Regions from separate parts of the Homo sapiens genome. Here all the other regions are linked to region 3. A link is a contact called in ENCODE Hi-C or POLR2A ChIA-PET data. All regions are on one chromosome and are shown on one strand. Each heading gives the region's core, a stretch centred on a gene start or an enhancer-like site at or near the end of the contact. The rest is flanking DNA. Distances are from core to core; before and after follow the strand shown.

Region 1 (4,309 bases), core at 180-2,679, 120 kb before region 3:
AAATATCCTGGCTTTACTGTCTACCCAGACCACGTATTTGAAGCTTGCCGGTTACAATAGCAATTTCTGCCCAGCAGGTCACTAAGGGAGTATTTTTGAGAACATGTACTCAAGGTATGCTGATCCCCCTTGATTTCTCATTGTAAGAGATTCATCTATTCTATTACACCACTTTACCATATCTGACTAACATAAATTTGAGGCACAAGTTTGGTTTTCGTACATTTTGATATACACAGAAATACTGATTGCATCATTTAATTAACACCAATTAAGCACTCAGAAATTTGACGGTGGTGCTAATTCATCAATATGAGTAACCTGCAAGTGCAAAGCATGCGTGATGTCTGTTGGGGTGCTTTCTAGTGCTTTTTATCCCCCTAATATTTGATTTTTATAGCCATTGATATACAATAGGGTAACACAACAACCCTTTTCTATATGTGGCCTACAATTTTTTCCTCTGGTATTTCTGTATTTTAATTCCATTACAGAATTCTACAGTTTCTACTTTTAAGAAATATTCATGAGAAACAGGTAGTAATTCAAACTGAAAAGGAGTGGCACGAGAGCCTCCTGTGCATAAAACTCTTCAGGCATTCCTCACAGCCTGCTGAGGGCGCTCAGCAAGAAGGCTCATGTTGACACTATTACCAAATTCTTGGCAATCAACCTGCTGGAATAGATACAGATCTCACAGCAGGCATGACTTTTATCACCTTTGGCTTTAGAAGAATGACAAATGAAAAAATACTTAAGAAATGGGAGGGGGTGTGGTATCCAACTTCATTTTTCAAGTTCGTATTTAGACTAAATTTACATCTGTCTCTATTTTTCTTTTCCATTAGCTCTGTTCAATGCCGTTTTGAAGGCAGCAGTACTCCTCTTTGAACTGAGGGGAGAAAGTGGTAAGGAAAGCAGGAGCGTCCCAATATTTCCCTTAATAACATGAACTATTCCCAGTTCACTGCGTATGTACTTAAATGTGGGGTTCCATAGATAAAACTAAGGTGATCCACCCGCCTTGGCCGAGCCCTTGCACCTGGCTTACTTCTTTTAGATCGGGCTGGACACTCAGCTTTCTGGTTCAATAACTTTTCTTTGTTACATCCTCTCTAGGATGGAGCTAAGGATGGTGGTGGTGATTCTTTAGCAAATTGTAACAAGCATTTTAGAAAAACTGGGTCACACATTTTGCTGTGGTTTGGGTGGAGTCTGTCCCCAGGAAAACTCCTGTTGAAATTTGATCCCCAGTGTGGAAGTGTTGGGAGGTGGGGGCTGATAGAAAGTGCGTGGGTTACTGAGGCGGATCCCTCATGAATAGGTTAACGGCCGCCCTCGGGATGGGGCGTTTTCCCTCTTGCAGGGATGCATGAGTTCCTAGGAGACTGGGTTGAGTCTGGCCTCCTCTTGCTTTCTCTTGCCTTGTGATCTCTGTGCACCTGGTCCACACTCCCCTTTGGCTTTACACCATGAGTTAAAGCAGCATGAGGCTGTCACCAGATGCAGCTGCCCAATCTTGAACTTTCCAGCCACCAGAAATGTGGGCCAAATAAACCTTTTTTCATCATTACCCAGCCTCAGGCGTTCTGCTATAGCAACACTAAACGCACTAACACACTTCTCTGAAGAATTCAAGGTATTCACACGGCCGTCTGGGTATTTATTAGCTTAATGGGACGTACATTATTGGTGCTGTCCACATCAGTGATGTTTTCCTTGTAGAGTACAAAATTTCTCTGCCAAATAGGCTCATATGGAATTCAGTGAAAGGGACATAAAGTCAAGCTAACACTACATTTTTTCTTTCATTTCTCTCCATACCGGGTTGCTTTAATCCTAAGAGTAACGGGAGGTTTCTAATTCATTTTAGACTCAACACCAATACTTACTGATGACAGACCACTTCTGGAAGTGATATCAAACTTTTCCACTTTATTTCATTTAAAACCAACTTTACTGCTAGTAGCCCCCGAACTGATGCCTGAATGATGTTCTGGATGAGGCATATGTATGTTTGATTTGCTAATCTAGCTTTTTTCCCTGAGACTCACATTTAACTCTTAGTTTCAGGACTTGCATTGCGTTCCGCTCATGAGCTTTAAAGTTTTACATTTTCCCGCCACCTAGGAATCTAGAAATCTAGAGTCAGTTTAAATTCTGGACAACTTTTTAATGCTGTTTTACCTCAGTGAGAAAGCAATGAACAAAAGCATATTAACATATTATCATTTAATTAAAATGTATTCAAACCAACTTTCAACTTGTACTACCAGTATGTCTTAATTTTATAAATCAATCATTGAAAACAATGAATGTAATAAGGGAAGCACTAAAATTCAGGTTTCAAGCACAGCCAAGGCACTTTCCTCATTCCCAAGCTTGACAGTTCTAAGGTAAAGGAGTGAACATAAAATCTTTAGTATCAACTCAAATAGTTCTGCAAGAATTGTGGATTCACTTGCAAATATTTTCTTCTCCTTTTGCTCTTCATCATTTTTCTTGTAATAACCTTTATATTAATATCCAGTTAAGTAACCAATGAACATAGTATAGCATACTTTAAAACAGACTACAGTAGATTTTCATCCCAATTTTAGGAGACACTCCTTAAAATTGGAACTGTTGTGTAGCATGTAAAAATAAGCGCTTTCAGAGGGTATACAGTTCACAAAATAGCATTAAACTGGAATAATCTAATTTTAATAAACATTTTTTGGGGAAGATATGATGCCAAACTTACCATGACTATTATTTTAGACATATGTATAGTACAACTATTAGATGGTCAATTAGTTTAACTGCTTTCTAAAGACCACAAATTACTGTATAAAAGGGGTAATCATTAAAAATTACGTTAGGAAGGAAATCCAAATGTCTAGTGCTTCCATTCACTTAAGCACTTCTGTAAACATAAGAACACAATGTGCATGAGTAACAGTGACTAAAATATTCATCTGATTTTTCAGGAGGAAAAACATCAAAACTGATTTTATGTCACCCCTTTTGAGAAGCTGGTTTGAAAGTCAGATCACCATCCTGGACCAGGAAACAAGCACAGATATCCACAGGAGCCAGAGAGCCGGGGGGAAGGATTAAAGCAAGAGAAGAGTAAGAAAATCAACAGCCCAAGTGTGACACTAGAGACAGGAAGGAGTGGTGGGGTGGCGACTAACCAGGGAATACTTGGCTTCAGGGGACCGTTTAATTACTCAGTTTCAGCTGGTGCCTACTATGTTAAGAATACATGTTTGGGCTTTCTAGACACTTTGATCTTTCAGGAAGAGCAGATTTTGTGAAGAATTAAAAAAAAAATCTAATATGGGCAATCAGACTTTTTTTTTTTTAAGTCTAGTGTTGCCACTTTTAAATTATGGCAAGTAGTTTAAAAAGCAAAACACCGTATAAGCCAAACCAAACACACCTTTGGGCTGCTAGTCTGCACGACGGTGCTATGGATCCTGCAACTGTGGGCTACTTTAACAAAGCATTCTGTTGAGGAAAACTAAGGTTCCGGTGAGCAAGAGGAAAGGAGCCAGAGGTACTTGGAGATGATATAAATAAGAAAGACTGGAAAACTTAAGGTACAAGGAGTCATAACATTTAGATGTTAAAGACTCGTAAAGGTTTCACACTACTGGAAATGATTTTTTTAATAAACCAATTCTGTTCAACAGGTTAATGACACTAGTCCTTTTCATGAAGCTGATGAAATCAAGTTTTGGTCAGCATTCCTTTCTTCTTACATTCGAAAACTACATAAAAACTGTACCATTTATTAAAGATAAAAAAATGTTTTGGATGCACAGTCCAACTATGGAACACTGTAGCAGTCTGTTTACTAATCTCCCTTAATGGCTAAAATCAGAGTGAATGTTATGCTCATTTTCTAATGTTATAATAACTCCAGAATGTCAAATTCTTACATTTTCTTTTAAATAGTGTTGAAAGCCTCAATAAAATTGAAAGTGTGCGTTCTTTATTCTCATATTGATACATGCATTTTCTGGGGGTGGAGGATAAGCAGCACTTTCCAGCTGCAGTTGGCTTGAGAGGATGAAGCACATGCACTTTTTCCAGTTGGTTTATTGCATTTCATGTACGGTCATGCAGTTCTCCGTTCACATGTGACCTGTGAACACCTATTTCGACTATATATATATATATACACAATTTCCACAGTAAAATTTTAAATGTTTCATACATACCACTACAATATAAACCATAAAAGATATATTTGGTAATAAAAACTTAATAGCACTTTTAAGTTATAAATTAACTTTTACCCTGGAAGCTGAGATCTTCCCAC
Region 2 (4,596 bases), core at 1,557-4,056, 73 kb before region 3:
CACCTGGCACACAGCAAGGTACCACAGACAAACAATAAATATCTGCTGTTTTTGGACCTTTATTTTAGAAGTTACTATTTACCTAATTGTTAGATTCCAGTAAAAGAAAATAAAGCAGGCATAATAAAACTGCTTTCTGCAACAATTCACATGATTGAGCTTAGCCAATAAGGCTAAAAATAAATTTTAACAGTAAATGCTTCTGCTTTATTTTTAATCAACACATCTTTAGGATGAAAATGCATCCACATATTGTAAGGGGATACAGGGAAAAAAAAAATCAGACACAATCCTATGCTGGGCCATCTATGTATTTCCAAAGAGTGAACTCTGAGTCAGCACAGCATTTTACAGGGGTACCATCTGTCCGACACTGTGTGAACCACCAGCTCAGAATATCTGACTGTTTCAACATAAGGTCACATTACATTCTTTTTGATGATGTCATATCTTTACAAAGCTAGGTTGTTAGCGGTTGCTGTAATAAAAATCAAGAACATACAAAAATCAATGTGGAACAAGAAAAGAGGGTGGCAGTACAAAAATCTGATTCCAAAGTTTGAGAATTTGAACAGCACCCAAGAAAATACAAATGCTATTAGTAAAAATGTGGTTATTTACAAATAAAATGTATAGTCTGTTTCAAAGTTGTTTGTAGAGTAAATATTTAATAAACAGAACTCTGAAATATTTCTTTTTGACTAGGGTACACCATGCAAACTAAGTGGGAAACCAAGGAGTCAATGAATCAAGAAACTGGAAACCTCAGGGTTATCTGTATGGCAAGAAATAAAATATGTATTAATATCTCTAACTGTGGCAAGAAAAATTAGTTTTGTTATCCAGATTTCAATTGTTATGTTCAAGAATGCTAACAGTATTTTCTCACCAAAATTTGTATTTTTTATTTATCTTTTTTTTTTTGGAGAGAGACCTACAAAAGCTACTAGTCTGGTATTATTTGGTGGGCCTAAAAGTGCACCTATTTGACTAAACGCATATATATGAGGGACTTCTGTTTCCAGGCAAGATATAGTAACAGGAACCAGATTCACCTTCCTGCTGAAACAACCAAAAAACTGGCAAAACGTATCAACAAGTTTCAAGCCACTGGACATCAGACAACTAAGGACAAATGACACAGAGTTGGGAACAACTGAGGTGAGCCTATAACTGCCCCCACTCACTGGCTTGAGAGTCTCCAGACAACTCCATGAGGAGACTAAGCAAGAGTCCAGGGAAACCGAGGCAGCCAAAGCTCAGAGAGTCCTGGGAGAGCTGCCACTCAAATATTCAGCTGAACCCTGATCGTTGCATACTTGAGAGAAAATTCCAGAGGCCAGGGAAGGAACCACCCAAAAGGATTCCAGGTCAAAGTGCCTGGCTCTAGAAAAGAACAAGACTGAAAGACTTGAAGGATTCCCCACGGGTAAGGGACACAGAAAGGTCTTGCCTCAGTGGTAGGAAAAAACTAAACCTAATCTAAGCATTGTTCCAGTACAACTAAATACATTTTAAAAGTAAGACCAAATGCCTTAAATTATTTCCAACTAACTTAACTGTGTCCCAGGACAAAGCTCAAAGATATTTATAGGAATATAAAAATATCCACCCAACAAGGTAAAAGTCTGGCATACAATTAGAAATTAACGGGCATGCAAAGCAGCAAGAAAAATGCAATACATGAGACCACCTCCCCCCCAATCAATTCACTCAAACCAATCTAGAAGTGATACAGATGTTATTATAAATAGACAAAGACATTAAAAGCTCTATGTGTGTGTGTCAAACACTAATGCATATAGATACTAATACAATGAAAACTGAGGAACATTTATAATCAAATATTTTTGAGAAAAGCTTAAGAATAAAAACTAAAATTTGACTTGCCGCAGAAACCTCTATACATGGAGAAAAGCCAGAGAATTTAAAAGGAATAATTATTTTCATGATAGAAACAAAGTTGCAGTATTATTTGCCATTTTGCTTTATTGCAAGAATACATTTTTAAGGTGTAAAACACTTGGCCAATGCGTACTCTTACTAATTCAACAACTTAAATGATAGTTAAAAATATAAAAATAGGAGAAAGCTACATCTACCCTGTTTGCTTCAAAATCAACATTTTTGCTTACACTTTTAAAAACAATTGAAGGAGCAAAAATTTTCAAAGATGGAGAAATTAATGGAATGGTGTACTTACACTCCCACCAAAAATTCTTCTACAACACTGCAGAGTTTAAAATGTACAAACTCAGCCGGGCACAGTGGCTCATGCCTGTAATCCCAGCACTTTGGGGGGGCCGAGGCAGGAAGACTGCTTGAGCCCAGGAGTTCAAGGCCAGCCTGGGGAACAGTCAGACCCTGTGTCTATTATAAATAAATAAATAAAATGTCCAAACTCGTAAGAAGTAAGAAAATGGGAAAGGAAACCATTTAAAAATTAAGAATCTAGAAAGCAGATGGTTAACTTAAAATTTACCTGACTCTAGTTAAGAAAGAAACTTATTTCCTTGCAATCCACCCCAAAAATACTGAGGAAATGGGCAGCAGTGAAAACAGGGGTGAGGGTGGGGCTGAGATTGCAGGACTAGATGAACTCTCATTAAAAAGCAGTTCAATTCCCATATCCCCTGTCCACAAATGGCTAGCTATCAAGCACTCCCTAATTCCCAGCAGTAGACCAGAAACTGATTCTGAAAGGAAGTAAAACACTTGCTCAAACTGCATTAGGAGAACAGTTGACAGGGTAACTTCCACTCTGACAGCTGGGCTGGCCGGCCATCTCCCCTGCTCCAAATGCAGAGCAAGGGAACCCAGGCCCACATCTTGGGGACAGGAGACTTGAACAACTGACCCTTCAGAGAGTTAATAAAAGACGCTACAATGCTGAAACAAGAATGCTCTATTTAAAAATTTTGAATACAAATAGAAACTCCTGCAACTAAAAACATGAGAGCAAAGATGAAAAATTTGATAGAAGGTTGGAAGACAAACTGAGGAACTCTCCAAGTAGCAAAAGACAGAGATAAAAAAAAATGGTGCAGAACTGTATAATATTAGAGGACTAGTCCAAGAGGTTCAGAAACTGAAATGACGATGTCCAACTACCAATATAAAGAAAAAGAAAGCAGAGGGAGAAAAATCATCAATGTTATATATTTTTCGCAAAACTGAGGGATCTGAGGTTCCAGATGAAAAGGACCCACTGAGTTTTCACCACAAGGAATAAATGAAGCGGACACTTCAAAATCAAACAATGTAGCAATTGAAAGTAAACACTAAAAGCACCTCTTTTAGTGTTTTGGAGGGGGTGCAGTGTGAAGAGAGAGACCGACCAACCCGTTTTCCACATCAGGCCTCAGAAAATCTTTCATCCATGTGCATATCAAATGTCACACAAAAAAAGGCTTTGAGGTCATGCTACGCAGAAGCCATGAAGCCATATTCATTCTACTGTAGTCCATTCCAGCTCAAGAAGAGTTAAATTCCTTCAGTGAGTTTGCAGCTTAGTAATTATTTAATACAAATACTATTTCTCCCTGTGATCTCATTCTGTTTCTTAAGCAGATTATAAAGGCAATCTGGGATTGGCAAATTTTATAGAGAAATCAATAAAACACACCCCAAAAGGTCCTCTTTTAGTCATTAAGGATAGATGCAATTATAGGATGGTTACTTCTGAACTTAAAATATCCATAGTAAGAATCCACTCACAAAACCCATTTTCTCACTTAAATACATCAGGACAAAGAAAAGGTTGAAATAAGCAGACAGGAGGGATGATGATATGGACGCACACCAAAAATGCTGTATTTATTAGAAACTGTGTTCTACGAGGCATTCGTTTCTTTTTACAATTATGTTTCAAACAATCTTTCAGGGGTTAATAGCTGAGATACTGATGTGGAAAAAAATAGCTCATGACTACTATAATGTCTGTTTTACAGTTACCATTTGCAATATCATTTCATAATATATGTGCTACTAAATCTTCAGCAACATAGAAGAACACAGTTTTGCATCAATATAATCCCAAATTTACATTTTCCAGCACAGTACTGCCCCCTGATTTCTAGACCTCCAAATTCAACTGCCAACTAGAAATGTATACTTCAATCTCTAAAGCAGTCTGAACTCCACATGTCCAAACTGGGGTTCATACCTCCCTGCTGCAAATCTGTCCACAATTAATGTCTCAGCTATTACTCATCCTGAATGAATTTTCTGAATCAGCGTGGATTTTTAGAATTTGAGGCTTTGTAGGAAATCTCTGAAACACAGTCATGGCTTACTTGTGCTTTGACAGAGACTGGCTGCTGCACATGCACCCATTCACATCTATCCACACTAATCTGAAGTGCCGTGTTCATTCACTTCCCACGATAGGCTCAGATTTACTCCATGCTGTATTACTGGCCATTCCCCAAACATGGATTTTGACACCCATAAGTTTATGGAAGCTATCTATCGCCTATGTCTAGAATGCCTCCTTTCCCTTTCTTTAATATTTACTTTTATTTCTTTTTTTTCTGTATTATATAGTAACTTAGTTATCTGTGCATTGTCTTTTTCTAGCTATTAGAAAGTTTGCTC
Region 3 (4,818 bases), core at 1,843-4,342:
GAGGAAACTTCAAAACAAAACAAAGAGTCATAAATTGGCTTTTACTAAACCGATCTAGTTGAACTTATACATTAAGTTTTCCCTACCTAAAACATAAAGATATGCCCTATATTATCAAATCACACTGCTAAATTAAAACTTTAATATGTAATCTGAATCACTTCACAACTCCACTGAATACAAATATGTACTAACCTTTTGAGAAAAACTACCTTTAAATAGATTTCTGTACAAACTATCAAAGACAGATGTGTAGATCGTAATTTTAAAGCATTATTATTTTCACTCACAAAATATGATCATATTCAGGCAAAAATCAAGTGTTAACCTGGGTATTGAAAAAGGAGACTTTGAATATCATTAAATTTTGATTTAATATCATTTGTTATTCAGAAGAATGAAAGTGAAAGTAGTGTACATCAAGACTCCTGAAGTTCGTGATCCTTCAACAATAAGAAGGCCGCAATGGTCAAAGGAACAAAGACTTTAAGGAAAGATAACTTACTGAATTGGCCCCTCTCCCCATAATCCCTCTAAAACAAACGCCAGCTCAACACCCAATTTGACACCAACTTCTCAAGACTGCTGACAAACAACAACCCTATGCTAACTAACTCAGAAGCTATGACGAGCCTAAGCTGATTTGCAAACCCAGGAAAATGAAACAGAAAGAGAACTTACAACTCGTGTTCCATCATCAACATGTATTATTATAAGAGAGACAGTGGAGTGTACTGTGAATAACATTATGAATCTAAACTACTAACTATAGCAACCAGGCTGGGATCCTACAGGCTGAAAACACAATCCTTGAAAAGACATTTGTCTGTCTTACAAAACCTTTGACAATATGGGTATTCATGATGGCCTAGACCCAAGAGATGCCTTTCAAAGCTATTAGTCAAAATTAAATCCCATTTTAAAAACATCAGAAAATCAGAATTATATTCACATAAAACTCCAAGAAGTCTCACTACAATTTAATCATCATGTCCAAAGGAAGCAGTTTACCAATCTAATCTGTTCATGTATTTAACAGGACGACTAGTATCATCAACAGCTAGACCTTGCCAATATTTATCAAGTCTACTACTCTGGCAGATCCTATAGAACAATTTCTAACAACTTGAAATTGATAACTAGGCAAATTTAATGACAAAATTATTACTGACTCATTCAAAATATAACACTTTTTACTTAAATAAATCAGTTAACTCTATTCATAATCATTTATAACACATCTCCATGGATTCAAACAAGAAAACCTGACCAGCCAAATAAACAATTTGATGGTCTAAATATAACTTCAATGTTCTTTCATGTCTGTAGTTTCATGAATGCATGAGAAACTTAAAGTCTTCAATAATTTAATCGTTTATCCTTCACACAAGACTGAACTCCTTCAAGAACAGGATTATTTTTCTTATGTGTAATCACAAAAACCACAGAGTGCCTGCTCTATCAGATGTCACACATTTGTTACCTTTACTCCTCCCAACAATCCTATGAAGTGAACCTTATAACTTCATAGACAAAGAAACAGATTCTAAAAAGCAAGCATATGCTCAAAGCCAATGTGATCATCTCAATTATTTTTCGGCAAATATTTATTTCAGTCCCCTTCTCTCTGTAAATGAAGTGACTTGGTATCACTAACGCAGGGTTTCTCAACCTCAGCACTACTGACATTTGGGTCCAGGTAATTCTTTGTTGGGGGGCTGGAGGTGCACGGAGGCTGACTGCCCTGTGCATTACAGGATGTTTAACAGTATCCCTGGACTCCACCCACTAGATGCCAATAGTACCCCCTCTCCCAAGTTTAGACACCAAAAGTATCTCTAGTATTGCCAAATGTCCCCATAGGTAAAACTGCCACCAGGTGAGAATCACTGGGCTAATGGAAAGCAACAAGAGCAGACGCCTTATACCTGCTTATGCAGTTTGGCTTGGATCTTGCATTCCAGTGGCCTGCCATAAGAGCATGCCCTAAGCAGCCACTGCCCGCTTTAGCCTGGGCCCAGCAGGAACATAAATGGAGAAGATCTAAACCCACCCAGTTAGCCTCAATCAAGCTAGGCTTCACCCTAACCAGTAGACCCTCAGCCAACATACAGACCCATGAGCACAGAAATAAATGATTATTATTTTTAAGCCACCCAGTTTTAGAGTGTTTTATCATGGAGCATTATTGTGGCAACTGTTGACAAATACAGCCAATAAGAGGATAAGCCAGAATTCAAAACCTAGGCCTGACTAAGAAACCTATTGTCTTTACTATATCAAAGAGTTTTTTTCAAAAGAATTAAATATTCTTACCTAGGATGTGCTTGGTACACAGTAGAGATGCAATAGAAGTCTGCTTTATTAATAAATATTAATTCTGTGAAAATTTTAATACATTTTCAGTGGCCTATTCATATTAGCCTCTCATTCTCACATCATGAGGCCAAACTTCAAAAACGTTGCAAAGGGCTACAGACTATAGCACTACTTCATTTCTCAGACCTTGAGTCTGAGACTTTCTTCTCATATCAGTTTCAGAGATCTGCACTGCCAAGTCCAAAACACATCTCTAACTTAACACTGACTTCTGTAAGTAAGGTGCTATGTGCAAATGCAAAAGACAACAGGTTTAAAGAAAAAGAAAAGTTTAACAATATTTGAAAGAATGAGTTTCATACAAATATGTGCAACAAATACTTATTGTGAATACACCATTTATCAGACACTATTCTAAGCACTAGAAATACAGCACTGAAAGACAAAAAGATTCCTGCCCTCATAGAGCTTGTGACACATAGCATAAAGATGTTTTCCAACTGCTTCACTCATATTAACTCTTTAGTCTTCATAATCTTGTGAGAGGTTTAATATCTCCATTACAGAAATGAGAAAAGCGAACACCAGGAATGAAAAGTAATTTGCTTAAAGTCACAAAACATCATCACTTCCTGGCCTTTTGGTTAAGATCAAGTGTAGTACCAAAGTCACAAAACAAGCAGCAAAACTAGCTAGAAGTCTGAATCTGAGTTCCTACTTTTGACCACGGCATGACACTGCCCCTGTGCTAACTCTCTAACCTCACATCTTACAACACTTCCCAAGCACATTCCTGCCTGAGTCAGCTGTACTTGCTGTTCACTCTGCCTAGAATGTTTTTCTCCCAGATGGTTTTCATGCCTTCCTCCCATCATTCTGTTCCTGTCTCTCCATTCCCATCATATTGTAACAGATTTCTTCCCTGATTACCCTTAAAAATGAATACCTCCTTCCATACACAGTCACTATTCATCTGTCTACCCCACTTTATGTTTCTCCATAACACTGATTACAGCTATAGATTCATTTGTGTACTGTTTGTCTTTGTCACTGAAATGTCCACTCCACAAGACCAGTGACACTGTTTAATTCATCACTTCACCACTTACTGTTTCAGGCCTCCTGAAACGATGCCTGGCAAAATGACCAGGTACATGATCACCTACCTGTCAGCCTGGCTGACCCTGTCCCCTCTCCAAAAAAAAAAAAAAAAATTAGAGGAGTGATTCTCATACTTCAGCATGCATCGGAATTATCTACAGGGCTTAACAGGCAAATTGCTAGGCCTCGCCCTTACCCCAGAGTTTCTGATTCAATAAGTATGGAAAGGGGCTTGAACATTTACAGTTCCCAGAAAGCGTAGATACTATGGTCCAAGGACTGTGTTTTGAGAATCACCGATCAAGACAAATGCCATGCTCCAACACACCAGTCGGTAATAGTAGTTCACCGTGGCAAGAAGTCACAACTGGAGGAGGAAGGAAAGGAATATAGTGAACAGGTGCCCTCTAGACTCAAGTCCTGACTTAGAAGACTGTATGAAACCCATGTCTTTTAAAGAATGCATAAATACCCCTTCCTTGAATAGGATTTCTTTTTTTAAGAGATGGAACCAGACAGATTAACATTATATTCTCTATCAAGGTCTTGTGGTCTTACATATTCTATGTTAATGCCCACTGCAGAAACATTATCCCTTAACGTTTAAATAAGCAAAACAGACAGTTGCTATCCTTTCCAGGATAGTGAAAAACCTAACAGCAGTAGACCCCAATTGGAACAGCTGCCCAAATCACAATTTCCCATCTCTAGGAATAATCCTAATACCTAGGGTAGGCTCACAGTGGTCCTGTCTAGGTAATGGTAGATAACCTCACTTCCCCAGTCAGAAAGGCCCAAAACACATTCACTCTTCTAAGAATCTGAATTTTAAAGATAAAGTCTGGGAGGCACCAATGCCAAGTTATGTCAGCAAGGCTCTCAACCGAGAAGCTCCACAAACTCCTGCTGCTCAAGTTCTCAGATGCCCTGATTCCTAGCCTAACATGGCACTTTGTTTTCCAACTATTCCTTTAATCCTCTGTGTTACTCAATAATCTTCCAACCAACTCCTCTTTTCCTACATTATCCAAGACTATTTGTGTATTTGCAACCAAAAATACCTATAAAACCAGAGTAAATGTATATAACCTTTAAAAAAAAGTATCAGATCAATTTTTGCAAATTGTAATGTAACTGTAAAATATCAAAGCTTTTTCCTATTAATTCAACTTAAGACATTTCTCATCTACAGACTAGTATTCTGTCCATATAACTAAAGAATCATAGAGCACATCATATTTTTGATATTATAATAACTCCTTTTTTCATCTGCTTTCATAAAAGTCCTCTGAAACTTAGCAAAAAGCCATCATCTTTTCTTGGTTCATTCAACAAGTATTGTTACCTATTATGTGCCAATATTATGAGGGATACAGCAGTGAATAACAAAGACAAGGT

What was found. Hi-C counts contacts between places; a loop is a spot of excess contacts on that map. ChIA-PET counts read pairs that join two places held with the same protein, here RNA polymerase II (POLR2A). Pooled maps may share reads with other maps.
Region 1: a loop to region 3 is called in a map of gastrocnemius medialis, with 2.4 times the contacts of the local background. The contact joins two enhancer-like sites. A Hi-C loop is called at or near these places in 2 of 168 maps with a recorded cell type or tissue (dorsolateral prefrontal cortex and gastrocnemius medialis) and 2 of 50 pooled maps. POLR2A ChIA-PET finds 5 or more read pairs at or near these places in 1 of 52 experiments (BJ).
Region 2: a map of gastrocnemius medialis shows a loop between it and region 3 (2.7-fold over the local background). The contact joins two enhancer-like sites. A Hi-C loop is called at or near these places in 9 of 168 maps with a recorded cell type or tissue (Calu3, IMR-90, MCF 10A and 6 more) and 1 of 50 pooled maps. POLR2A ChIA-PET finds 5 or more read pairs at or near these places in 3 of 52 experiments (HepG2, activated CD4-positive, alpha-beta T cell and endothelial cell of umbilical vein).

What each region holds. Positions count from the first base shown.
Region 1 is chr6:163,576,436-163,580,744 of GRCh38, reverse strand. It overlaps QKI (QKI, KH domain containing RNA binding), which reads right to left. Exons shown (of 8, transcript NM_006775.3): 8 at 2,153-4,309. Among named protein-coding and RNA genes, the nearest start is that of QKI, 160 kb to the right of the region's middle. RefSeq lists a silencer at 1,234-1,528. Within about 2 kb of position 1,429, at least 4 of the 41 ENCODE cell types and tissues checked have a DNase peak (open chromatin) inside an H3K27ac peak, as active enhancers do; they include gastrocnemius medialis, where a contact is called at or near this core.
Region 2 is chr6:163,529,466-163,534,061 of GRCh38, reverse strand. The region is part of intron 3 of QKI (QKI, KH domain containing RNA binding); the gene reads right to left. Among named protein-coding and RNA genes, the nearest start is that of QKI, 120 kb to the right of the region's middle. Within about 2 kb of position 2,806, at least 3 of the 41 ENCODE cell types and tissues checked have a DNase peak (open chromatin) inside an H3K27ac peak, as active enhancers do; they include gastrocnemius medialis, where a contact is called at or near this core.
Region 3 is chr6:163,456,350-163,461,167 of GRCh38, reverse strand. All of the region lies in intron 2 of QKI (QKI, KH domain containing RNA binding), which reads right to left. Among named protein-coding and RNA genes, the nearest start is that of QKI, 44 kb to the right of the region's middle. RefSeq lists an enhancer at 557-786. Within about 2 kb of position 3,092, at least 9 of the 41 ENCODE cell types and tissues checked have a DNase peak (open chromatin) inside an H3K27ac peak, as active enhancers do; they include gastrocnemius medialis, where a contact is called at or near this core.